Regions from separate parts of the Homo sapiens genome. Here region 1 is linked to region 2. The links are chromatin contacts, found by Hi-C or POLR2A ChIA-PET in ENCODE. All regions are on one chromosome and are shown on one strand. Each heading gives the region's core, a stretch centred on a gene start or an enhancer-like site at or near the end of the contact. The rest is flanking DNA. Distances are from core to core; before and after follow the strand shown.

Evidence for each region. Hi-C counts contacts between places; a loop is a spot of excess contacts on that map. ChIA-PET counts read pairs that join two places held with the same protein, here RNA polymerase II (POLR2A). Pooled maps may share reads with other maps.
Region 1: a pooled map shows a loop between it and region 2 (2.6-fold over the local background). The contact joins two enhancer-like sites. A Hi-C loop is called at or near these places in 1 of 50 pooled maps. POLR2A ChIA-PET finds 5 or more read pairs at or near these places in 2 of 52 experiments (WTC11 and activated T-cell).

Annotation. Positions count from the first base shown.
Region 1 is chr3:186,999,545-187,004,243 of GRCh38, reverse strand. The region is part of intron 2 of ST6GAL1 (ST6 beta-galactoside alpha-2,6-sialyltransferase 1); the gene reads right to left. Among named protein-coding and RNA genes, the nearest start is that of ST6GAL1, 71 kb to the right of the region's middle. RefSeq lists enhancers at 3,015-3,134, 3,275-3,324, 3,335-3,554, 4,093-4,699. Within about 2 kb of position 3,308, at least 10 of the 41 ENCODE cell types and tissues checked have a DNase peak (open chromatin) inside an H3K27ac peak, as active enhancers do.
Region 2 is chr3:186,651,257-186,656,203 of GRCh38, reverse strand. It overlaps FETUB (fetuin B), which reads right to left. Exons shown (of 7, transcript NM_014375.3): 6 at 4,903-4,947; 7 at 3,063-3,941. The coding sequence ends at 3,573. The region is part of intron 1 of HRG-AS1 (HRG and FETUB antisense RNA 1); the gene reads left to right. Among named protein-coding and RNA genes, the nearest start is that of HRG-AS1, 12 kb to the left of the region's middle. Within about 2 kb of position 2,768, at least 4 of the 41 ENCODE cell types and tissues checked have a DNase peak (open chromatin) inside an H3K27ac peak, as active enhancers do.

The DNA of each region.
Region 1 (4,699 bases), core at 2,059-4,558, 350 kb before region 2:
CTGCACAAGCATGGTGCCAGCATCTGCTCACTTGCCGGGGAGGCCTCAGGGAGCTTTTAGTTATGGTGGAAGGTGAAGCAGAAGCAGGCACATCACATGGCGAAAGCAAAAGCAAGAGGCAGTGGTGGGGAAGGTGCTACACACTTTGAAACAACCAGATCTCATGAGAACTCACTGTTGTGAGGACAGCTCCAAGCCATGAAAGATCCACACCCATGACCCAAACACCTCCCAGCAGGCCCCACCTCCAGCACTGGGGGTTACATTTCAACATGAGATTTGGTGGGGACATATATTCAAACCACATCAATCCCTGAGGCCACATTTCCTTGTATGAAAGTAGAAATAATAGCTCTTCTGTCTCTTTCTAAGAACCCTTACGAGGACCAAAGGAAAAAAAAATGTTTTGGCAATAATAAAGTAGCATAGGGATGTAAGGAATATTTTATTAATGATGTATGGTTATGTCCAGAATGGTAGTTCCTAAACTTCACTGCTGTCTGACGGATTTTCAATTATCCTTCTCCTAAAAATTCTCCATTATAATTCTTCAAAAGCAAAATTTCACAAATCATTGGAAAATATATCTTATATACTGTTTACAGTAGCAAAGTATCCAATGCCAAGAAGCAAATTTAATTAAAGATAGGCAAGACTTTTTACTGAAAACTACAAAACACTAGTGAGAGCAATAAAAGATCTAAATAAATGGAGGATATATACCATGCTGATCAACTGAAAGATTCAATTTTGTTAAAATGTCAATTTTCCCCCAAATTGATGGTGATGGCTGATTTTATGTGTCAACTGGACTGCGCCACAGAGTACCCAGATATTTAGTCAAATATTCTGGGTGTTTCAATGAGGTTGTTTTGGATAAAATTAGCACTGGAATCAGCAGGCTGAGTACAGCAGATTGCCCCCTCTCTAACGGTGGGCCTTATCCAATCGGTTAAAGGCCTGAATACAGTAAAACAGGCTGACCTTCCCACAGGTAAGAGGGAGCTCCTCCTGTCTGACTGCCTTGAGCTGGGGCATTGTTTTTGCTGTTGTTGTTTTGGTTTGGTTTGGTTTTGGGGTTTTTTTCCCCCTGCCTTTGGACTCAAACTGAAAGGCCTTAGGCCAACTGGCATTTGCACTAGAACTACGCCATTGGCTTTCCCTGGTTCTCAGGCCTTTGGACTCAGACTGGAACTGCACCATTGCTGCTCCTGGGCCTCCACCTTGCCAGTCGCAGATCTTGGTAATTGTCAGTTTCCATAATTGCATAAGCCATTGTTTTATTTCTCTTACTAATGTTTTATATTCTTCAGTAAAATGTCTTGCCTATCTTTAATTAAACTTGCTTCTTGCATTTGATATTTTGCTACCGTAAATAGTATACAAAATATACTTTCTAATAATTTGTGAACCTGTGCTTTTAAAGAATTATAATGGAGAATTTTCTGGGTAAGGGTAATTATGCACACACACATACATGCTATTGATTCAGAATCATCTGAATCAAGGGACATTTCAGAACCCTTTCTGCTGATACGCCCAGAGTTGAGATTTTACCCAGAAACAGAAACAGACAAATCACACAACTTTCCTCACCCCAAATCCTAAGCAAAGGTAATTGGCACAGACAGGAATTGATGAGATGTTGGCAGAGAGGAGATGCTTAGCGGCAAGAAAGCCACAATGAACCTCCCAGCCAATGCCTCACAGAGTGCAAGGCCATGTAAAAAATGAGGGAAAGAAGTCCTTGGCATTTTCCAGACATAATGACTACATTGACTTTTCCTGAGGGAAAGTTGGACAGACCAGGGAGAGGAATGAGCTGTGCTCAAGGGTCTTTTGGGTCATTTCTTTGCATTTCCTAAAGAATATGTTTTTTACCTTATCATGTAGACAACTTTGATCTGTGCTGCTGAGCATAAAGAAACATTTGATAGCTTCCATAAACCTGACAGTTTGACACTAAGTGTGGGAGGGAAATCACTAAACTAATAAGTATATGAAATATCATCCCTTCTTTGTGGAATTATGAGCTCATTCATCTCCAAAACAAAATTACATTAAAAGCTTCAGACACACGAAAATGTTGATTTGCCTCCCATTTGTTTCAAGATGGCCTTAAACCTAGAATGTGGACTTAAAAATACACCATAACAGAAAATATGGTCAGATCTAACAGCTAATTACAACACCAATATAAGGCAACAAAGCTCTCTCTTTGGTAGAGTAGAAAATAAAGCTAAAAACATTGTTTGTTTGTTTTGTTTTTGGGTTTTTTTTTTTTTTTTGAGACAAAGTCTCACTCTGTTGTCCAGGCTGGAGTGCAGTGGCGTGATCTCGGCTCACTGCAACCTCCGCCTCCCGGGTTCAAGCAATTCTCCTGCCTCAGCCTCCTGAGTAGCTGGGATTACAGGCGCGCGCCACCACACCCGGCTAATTTTTGTATTTTTAGTAGAGACGGGGTTTCACCATGTTGACCAGGCTGGTCTCAAACTCCTGACCTCGTGATCTGCCCGCCTGGGCCTCCCAAAGTGCTGAGATTACAGGAGTGAGCCACTGAGCCCGGCCGTTTGTTTGTTTTTCATTACATATATGGTGGGCCCTTTATGTGCAGGACACTGTGTGAAATGCATTTTCTCACTTAAACCCCTAACATGATGCTGAAGTAGATGCCATAATCCCATTTTACAGATGAAGCTGAAGTCCAGAAAGGTCAGCCATTTGACCAAAGTGGGCCTCCAGAAAGCAATGGAAGTGAGATCCAAACCCAGGTTTACAACAGTTATTGAGCACTACTTATGTGCCAGGCACTGATCTCAGCACTTTTCAAGTATTAACAGATTTAATCCCCACTGCAATATTACAGGGAGACATTGCTGTCACCTGATTTTAGATGAAGAAATGAGGCAGAGAAAGGTAAAATAATTTGTCCAAAGTCACACATCCCTCTGATTCAATGCCTGAGACAGATCTATGTGCAGTGGAGGGTATGGAAAGTGACATGCAGGTCATCCCTTTCCTCGGGCTGTGGACATTTCAGAATGTCCAGGGTTCGGGTAGGAACACTGAGTTCTACCTCGCTTCTGTGCCACTGTGGGAAGTTGAGGCCAAACTTAGTGAAGCCACATGGCCAGCTTGAAACCTGTGGGTCTTCGGGTTTGGCTCTCACCATTCATCTGCAAAGAAAAGCTGTGTAACCCACCTTCTCCCGAGGAAGGCACCTTTCTGCCAACAATGGCCTCACCTGACACTCTGGTCAGTTACACAAGCACTGTTCTAAAAAGCATCTGGGGAAGTACGCACAAATGCATGGCCCATTTCTACTCCAGTTAAATTTAGCAAAACTTTGAGTAAATTTTCACACCCAATGCTGGTGATTAATAGCAAAACAGTTGTGCTCATGTATCACTCATGGCTGGGAAAACAGAAGTGAAACCTTACGAAAATACCTCAGAACAACCAACAATAGTTGAAAAACAGAAAAGAAACATAAATGTGTGGGTGCCTACTGTAGCATCAAATGTAATGCTGAGAAAATTTGGAACAACCTAAATATCTAGCCATAGGAACAAGCAAAATTGTGATCCAGAAGTCCATCGATTGCCTATGAAGCCATTAACAAAAGACATGCACTATAAAGATGAAAAACAATGTTTATAGAAACAAAATAAACTTTTTTTTGAGCCAGAGTCTCGATCTTGTCACCCAGGCTGGAGTGCAATGGCAAAATCTTGGCTCACTGCCACCTCGGCCTCCCGGGTTCAAGCGATTCTCCTGCCTCAGCCTCCCGAGTAGCTGGGATTACGGGCACCTCCACCAAGCCTAGCTAATTTTTTTTTTTTTTTTTTGTATTTTTAGTAGAGATGGGGTTTCACCATGTTGGCCAGGCTGGTCTCGAACTCCTAACCTCAGGTGATCCACCCACCTCAGCCTCCCAAAGTGCTGAGATTACAGACGTGAGCCACCACATCCGGCCCAAAATAAACTTTTGGTCAACACTAAAATTGTAATTCTATTAAAAGCTTGCTTTGCAAACAGACTATGATTACAAGTGACCATTGTTACAAGTGAACAGTAATGTGTCAGGAGGCAGGATACATTTTAAAAATGTATCTTGGCTGGGCACCATGACTCATGCTTATGAATCCCATCACTTTGAGAGGCCAAGGCAGGAAGAATGCTGGAGGCCAGAGGTTCAAGATCCGTCTGGCCAACATACTCTACAAAAATGTTCTTAAAATAGCTCAGTGTGATAGTGCACGCCTATAGTCCCAGCTACTCAGGAGGCTGAGACAGGAGGATCCCAAGCCCACAAGTTCAAGGCTGCAGTGAACTACAATAGCCACTCCAGCCTGGGCAACAGAGGAGGACTCTGTCTCTAAAAAAAATATAAATAAATAAAAGTGTATCTTTACTGCTGTCATAATGTTTGTGAGTAAAACAAGAAAAACAAGTTTAGCACCAAGTTTGTTGCCCCCAGAGCACGCACATGGCCCTCCTACTCCACTTACCCTCCATTAGAATATAGTAGTCTTGGCTGGACACGGTGGCTCATGACTGTAATCCCAGTGCTTTAGGAGGCCAAGACGGGAGGATCATGAGGTCAGGAGATCGAGACCATCCTGGCTAACACGGTGAAACCCCATCTCTACTAAAAATACAAAATTAGCCAGGCGCAGTGGTGCACTCCTGTAGTCCC
Region 2 (4,947 bases), core at 1,519-4,018:
CATACAGAATAGTTTCACTGACTAAAAATCCTCTGTGCTCCACATAGTCCATCCCTGTCTCCTTGCTAACCACTGGCAACCAGTGATCTTTTTACTGTCTTCATAATTTTGCCTTTTCCAAATGTCATATAGTTGGAACCATACAGTAGTTAATCTTTTCAGATTGGTTTCTTTCACTCAGTAATATGTATTTAAGTTTCCTCCATGTCTTTTTGTGGCTCGATATTCATATTCCTTTTTCGTGCCAAATAATATTCCATTGTCAGGATTTACTTATCCACTCACCTGGTGAAGGACAGTTTGTTGCTTCCAAATTTTAGCAATTATGAGCAGATGTGCTGTGAATATTCATGTGTGGGTTTTTCTATGGACATAAGTTTTCAGATCATTTGGGTAAATACCAAGGAGTGTGACTACTGGAGCATATGATAAGAGTATGTTAAGTTTTGAAAGTAACTGCCAAACTGTCTTCCAAAGTGGCTGTACCATTTGCATTCCCAGCAGCAATGAATGAGAAGTTCCTTTTGCTCCATATCCTTGCTACCATTTAGTATTGTCAGTGTTCTGGATTTTGGCCATTCTGACGGATATGTAGTGATATCTCGTTGTTATAATTTGCATTTCTTTGATGACATATGAAGTTCACTGAAGTTCAGAATTTCAGATGTTCACTTACCTTTTTTTTTTTTTTGGTGAGGTTTAAATCTTTTGCCCATTTTTATTTTTATTTTTTTTAACTTCTATCTTAAGTTAATGGGTACATGTGCACATTTGTTATATAGGTAAACTCATGTCGCAGGGGTTTGTAGTACAGATTATTTGTCAGGCAAGTACTAAGCCTACTACCAAACAGTCATTTTCTTCTGACCCTCTCCCTCCTCCCACCCTCCACCCTTGAGTAGGTCCCAGTGTGTGTTGTTTCCCTCTATGTGTCCATGTGTTCTCATTATTTAGCTCCCACTTATAAGTGAGAGCATGCGATATTTGGTTTTCTGTTCCTGCATTAGTTTGCTAAGGATAATAACCTTCAGCTCCATCCATGTTCCTGCGAAAGACACGATCTCATTTTTTTTAAATGTTTTGCCCATTTTTAAATTGGGTTGCTCATTTTCCTATTGTTGAATATGTTCTTTTTAAACATTCAGCTGAGGTAACTCTTAATATTGTATAACTAGAAATACTCAGCTCCTGAAATTTTGTCGTAGAAGATTAGTGTTAGCAATTTGCAAACTACTGATGACTTGAACACAACAGCCTCAGATCAGTAATAAATGCAGCATTTTGCAACTATTGACAAGGATGCAGATTAGCTTGTCTGCACTGAGTCTGCAGAGTAAGAAAAAAAGATCAAGGACTGAAAGCCAGAGAAACAGCATCTAAGAGATGAGCCAGAGAAGAGGAGCCCAAGGTGGGATATGAGGGGGAGTGGTCAGAAAGCTAGAAGAAAAACCTGGAGGCTGTGGGACACAATCTCCTTGAAAAAATCTGAAGAGCAAGCAAAGTCAGCATTGCCAGATGCTTGAAAGTGTAAGTAAAAGTGAACAGAAATTTTTTTTTTAATTTAAAATAAAAGATTGTTAGGGAACACCAAGTCAGTGGGTTATGGGAAAAGAGATAGATTCACATTACTGTGACCTAAGGAATGAAGAGGTGGTGGGGAAGTGGCAAGCATGGGAACAATCTAGTTTTTCACGAATTAAGCCATGGAAAGACAAAGGAGGTGGTAGATAGAAGGAGAAACAAAGTCTGAGGCCCTTCCCCATCCTTTTACCAGTAGAGAAGGGCCTTATAGAACACCCCTTGGGAAACCCCAGCTAAGGCTCCTAATGGTTTCTCTCTGTTTGCCTCAGGCCCATCCTTTGATTTTCTCTGCCTGGTCTTGTCTCCCAGGCTGGCTCCAGGGAATTGAATAACCCAGGCTCTCCCTGCTGGCTAGTTTACCATTGAGTTCAAAGAGCCATTGGGAGGAGGAGATTGGAAGGAAACAGGAAGGGAGGGAGAGGGGAGGGTGCTTATTCCCTGCTCCTTCTCGTTCCAGCACCGGGTTCTGCAGGGGCTGCATCCCTCCACCAGGGCGGCTTCTGCAGGGCGGCTTCTCCACAGGATAGTTCCAACAGAGCGGGGAAGCTAGCCACTCCTGCTCCTGCTCAGCCTCGGGTGGCAAAGGCTGTCCAGGTGCCTCAGCATCCCTTGGCCTTCCCTTAGCCTGGGCAACAAGCCTTCACTAAAGGTCCCTTCACTGAAGTCTTTTTCTTTTTTTGAGATGGCGTCTAGCTCTGTTACCCATGCTGGTGGCGAACAGTGGCATTATCTCAGCTCACTGCAGCCTCCACCTCCCAGGTTCAAGCGATTCTCCTGCCTCAGCCTCCCGAGTGACTGGGATTACAGATATGTACCACCATGCCCGGCTAATTTTTGTATTTTTAGTAGAGACAGGGTTTCACCATGTTGGCCAGGCTGGTCTCAAACTCCTGACCTCCGGTGATCTGGCCGCCTCAGCCTCCCAAAGTGCTGGGATTACAAGCATGAGCCAGCACGCTGAGCCAACTGAAGTCTTTTTAGTTGAGCCACCTGAGTACAATTCTGCTTCTTTCAGACCCTGACCAACACGGTGTAAGACCCCACATGACACCCCCACATAATCACTTCCTTCTTATGAGAAGCAGATAAGAGGAACAGAGTGTGAACATTGTCTACGTCTCTTATGCAAATTATGCTGAGGCCTGTGTGCCTCTTCTAACAGCCACCAAGATAGAGGACAATAGCTGCATCTGCAAATTCTCTGTCAAAATGTCCAAAGTCTTATCTGCTGTGCATGTGTGCGTGTGCACATAGGTATCACTGAATGAGGGGAAATTGGCCCTGCAGTGTTTGAAAGAAGGAAAACGTAGACTGTAATTGAATGCTGTGATGAGCCCTCCTCTAACTGTCCTAGAGAAATTGTAACAGTGATGAGAACTGTCACGGTCTGCTGCTCCCACAGTGTCTAGCACAGGCCACATGTGCACTTCCCTTCTATGTGCCTCCAGCTCTAAGTGAATTACCCCACTGTTGAGACCTGGAGACTTCCAGACAGATGAAAAGAGGTAGAGGGTTGGAAATGGTATGGGCCCTACGCAGCTAATACCTGTCCTGGAATTAAAGGGAATTTAGGGACTGAAACTGTGCTGGGCATTAGTTGCTCACGCCTCCCGGTGTTAGGGAAAGTATCTTTACTCATGCAATGCTTTCATGCTGAGATTTCAGCACATATATACTGCTGAAAAGATAAGTATCTTTATAAGTGAGTGGCTGAAGACATAAGAGAGGCATCTCTCCATGGTATGAGACTGCTCAGTTTAGGAGGTGATGCAGCTCAGGGTACAAGGCAGTGTACAGGGTAGAGTGCAGCCCAAGCCGAGGGCTCAGTCTCATTATTTCCAATCCCAGTCAACATGCTGAGACCAAGAAGAGTCAAAAAGGCGTCCTTCACTAGCCACTCTACGTGTGCACGCTCTGTCTCTGTCCATCGTCCCCATCGCCTCCCATGTCATGCGGCGCACCATACCCCTACAGAAGACTCTGTGTGATTCTCATGGCGGAAGGACAAGAGGGCTGGCATTCTGGGCTGGCCCTGGGCACTCAGCAGTGCGTGCTTTTTCTTTGGGGAAAGGCAGGACCACCAGCTTCTCCTCCATAGGCTCCAGGAAGAGGAAGGAAATATCCAGGGTTTCTCCCTGGGGATTCGTGGTTAGGTCCAGATGCACAGGAAAGGCCTCCTGAGGGCCCTTTTCCTGGGAATTTTTATCATCCAAGTCAGGAAGATATTGGACAGATCCTCTTGGCCCAGCTTTGGAGGGGGAGTCTGTTGGGGGGGTGTTTTTCTGCTGGGATTCTTCCACCTTGGGAAGGTTTGTAGGTTTCTGGTTAACAGCAGAGTTTTCACTTCCAGTGGCTGGAGCCTGGAATGAGAACATTTTTGAATGTAGAGTTCCACAGGGAAAGTCCTCCCATGCCTAGTACCAGCCTAAGCTGATCTGTGCCTTTCTGTTGGAACATTTCAAAGGGAGACTAGGTAGAGGGATGGGCCTCCTGGTGAAAGGGTTAAAAAACAAAACAGATAAGGGCCAGGGGGAACCAGGACCTGTAGAAGCTTGACTGTGAGACTGTAAGTCTCACAATTTCAGAGCTGAATAATGGCCCAGAGAGGTTCAATGACTCACTCGAAGTCTCCAGCAAGCTCTCTTTCTGTTCCCAGTAGTGGAAGCAGCAGGTGCCTTTCCTTGCTTGTTTATTCTGCACCAGGCCTTGTACAGCACCCTTCATTCAGGTCCTTTCACTTGCTTCTCACAGGGATCTGAATGATGCAGTGTCGCAATCCCATTTTATAAATGAGGCAACCAAAACTCGAACAGGTAAGTGTGTGCCTGTTACACAGCTCACAGGTACCAGAGCAAAACTGGATCCCAAGTGTCCTGTTTCAACTGCTTCAAATATACCAGGCACAAATACACCTCAAATATAAACTGCCTCTCAAATATACCAGGCTACCTTATAATAAGTGCGCAATAAACACTTCTGGAAAGGGATTGAATATTTTCATGGAAATAACTTCTCCCTGTGGCTTGAGGTAAGGTTTCTTTGGGACGCTGAATTTAATGTCTCAGAGGCTTGAATCACATCCAAGCCAGCAGTTCCCTGTTTCTGAATTTGTCTTGCTTATTCTGCAGGACCATATTGCGACTGAAACAAGGCATAACAGGTCTTTGACTGGCTATCCTGTGGATGTGGACTCAGGCTAGCCTGCGCAAAGTGGTGAGCAAGGTGGTTGGGAAAATCAAAGGAGGGGGTAAGGTAGTGGCAGGTAACTATCGATAATCTGCTCTTCTTCACAGAAAGACAGGCAATTAGATTGAAAAATACCTGTGATTCAAAGAAGTCACAAGTCACAGAGACAAACTTTTCCCA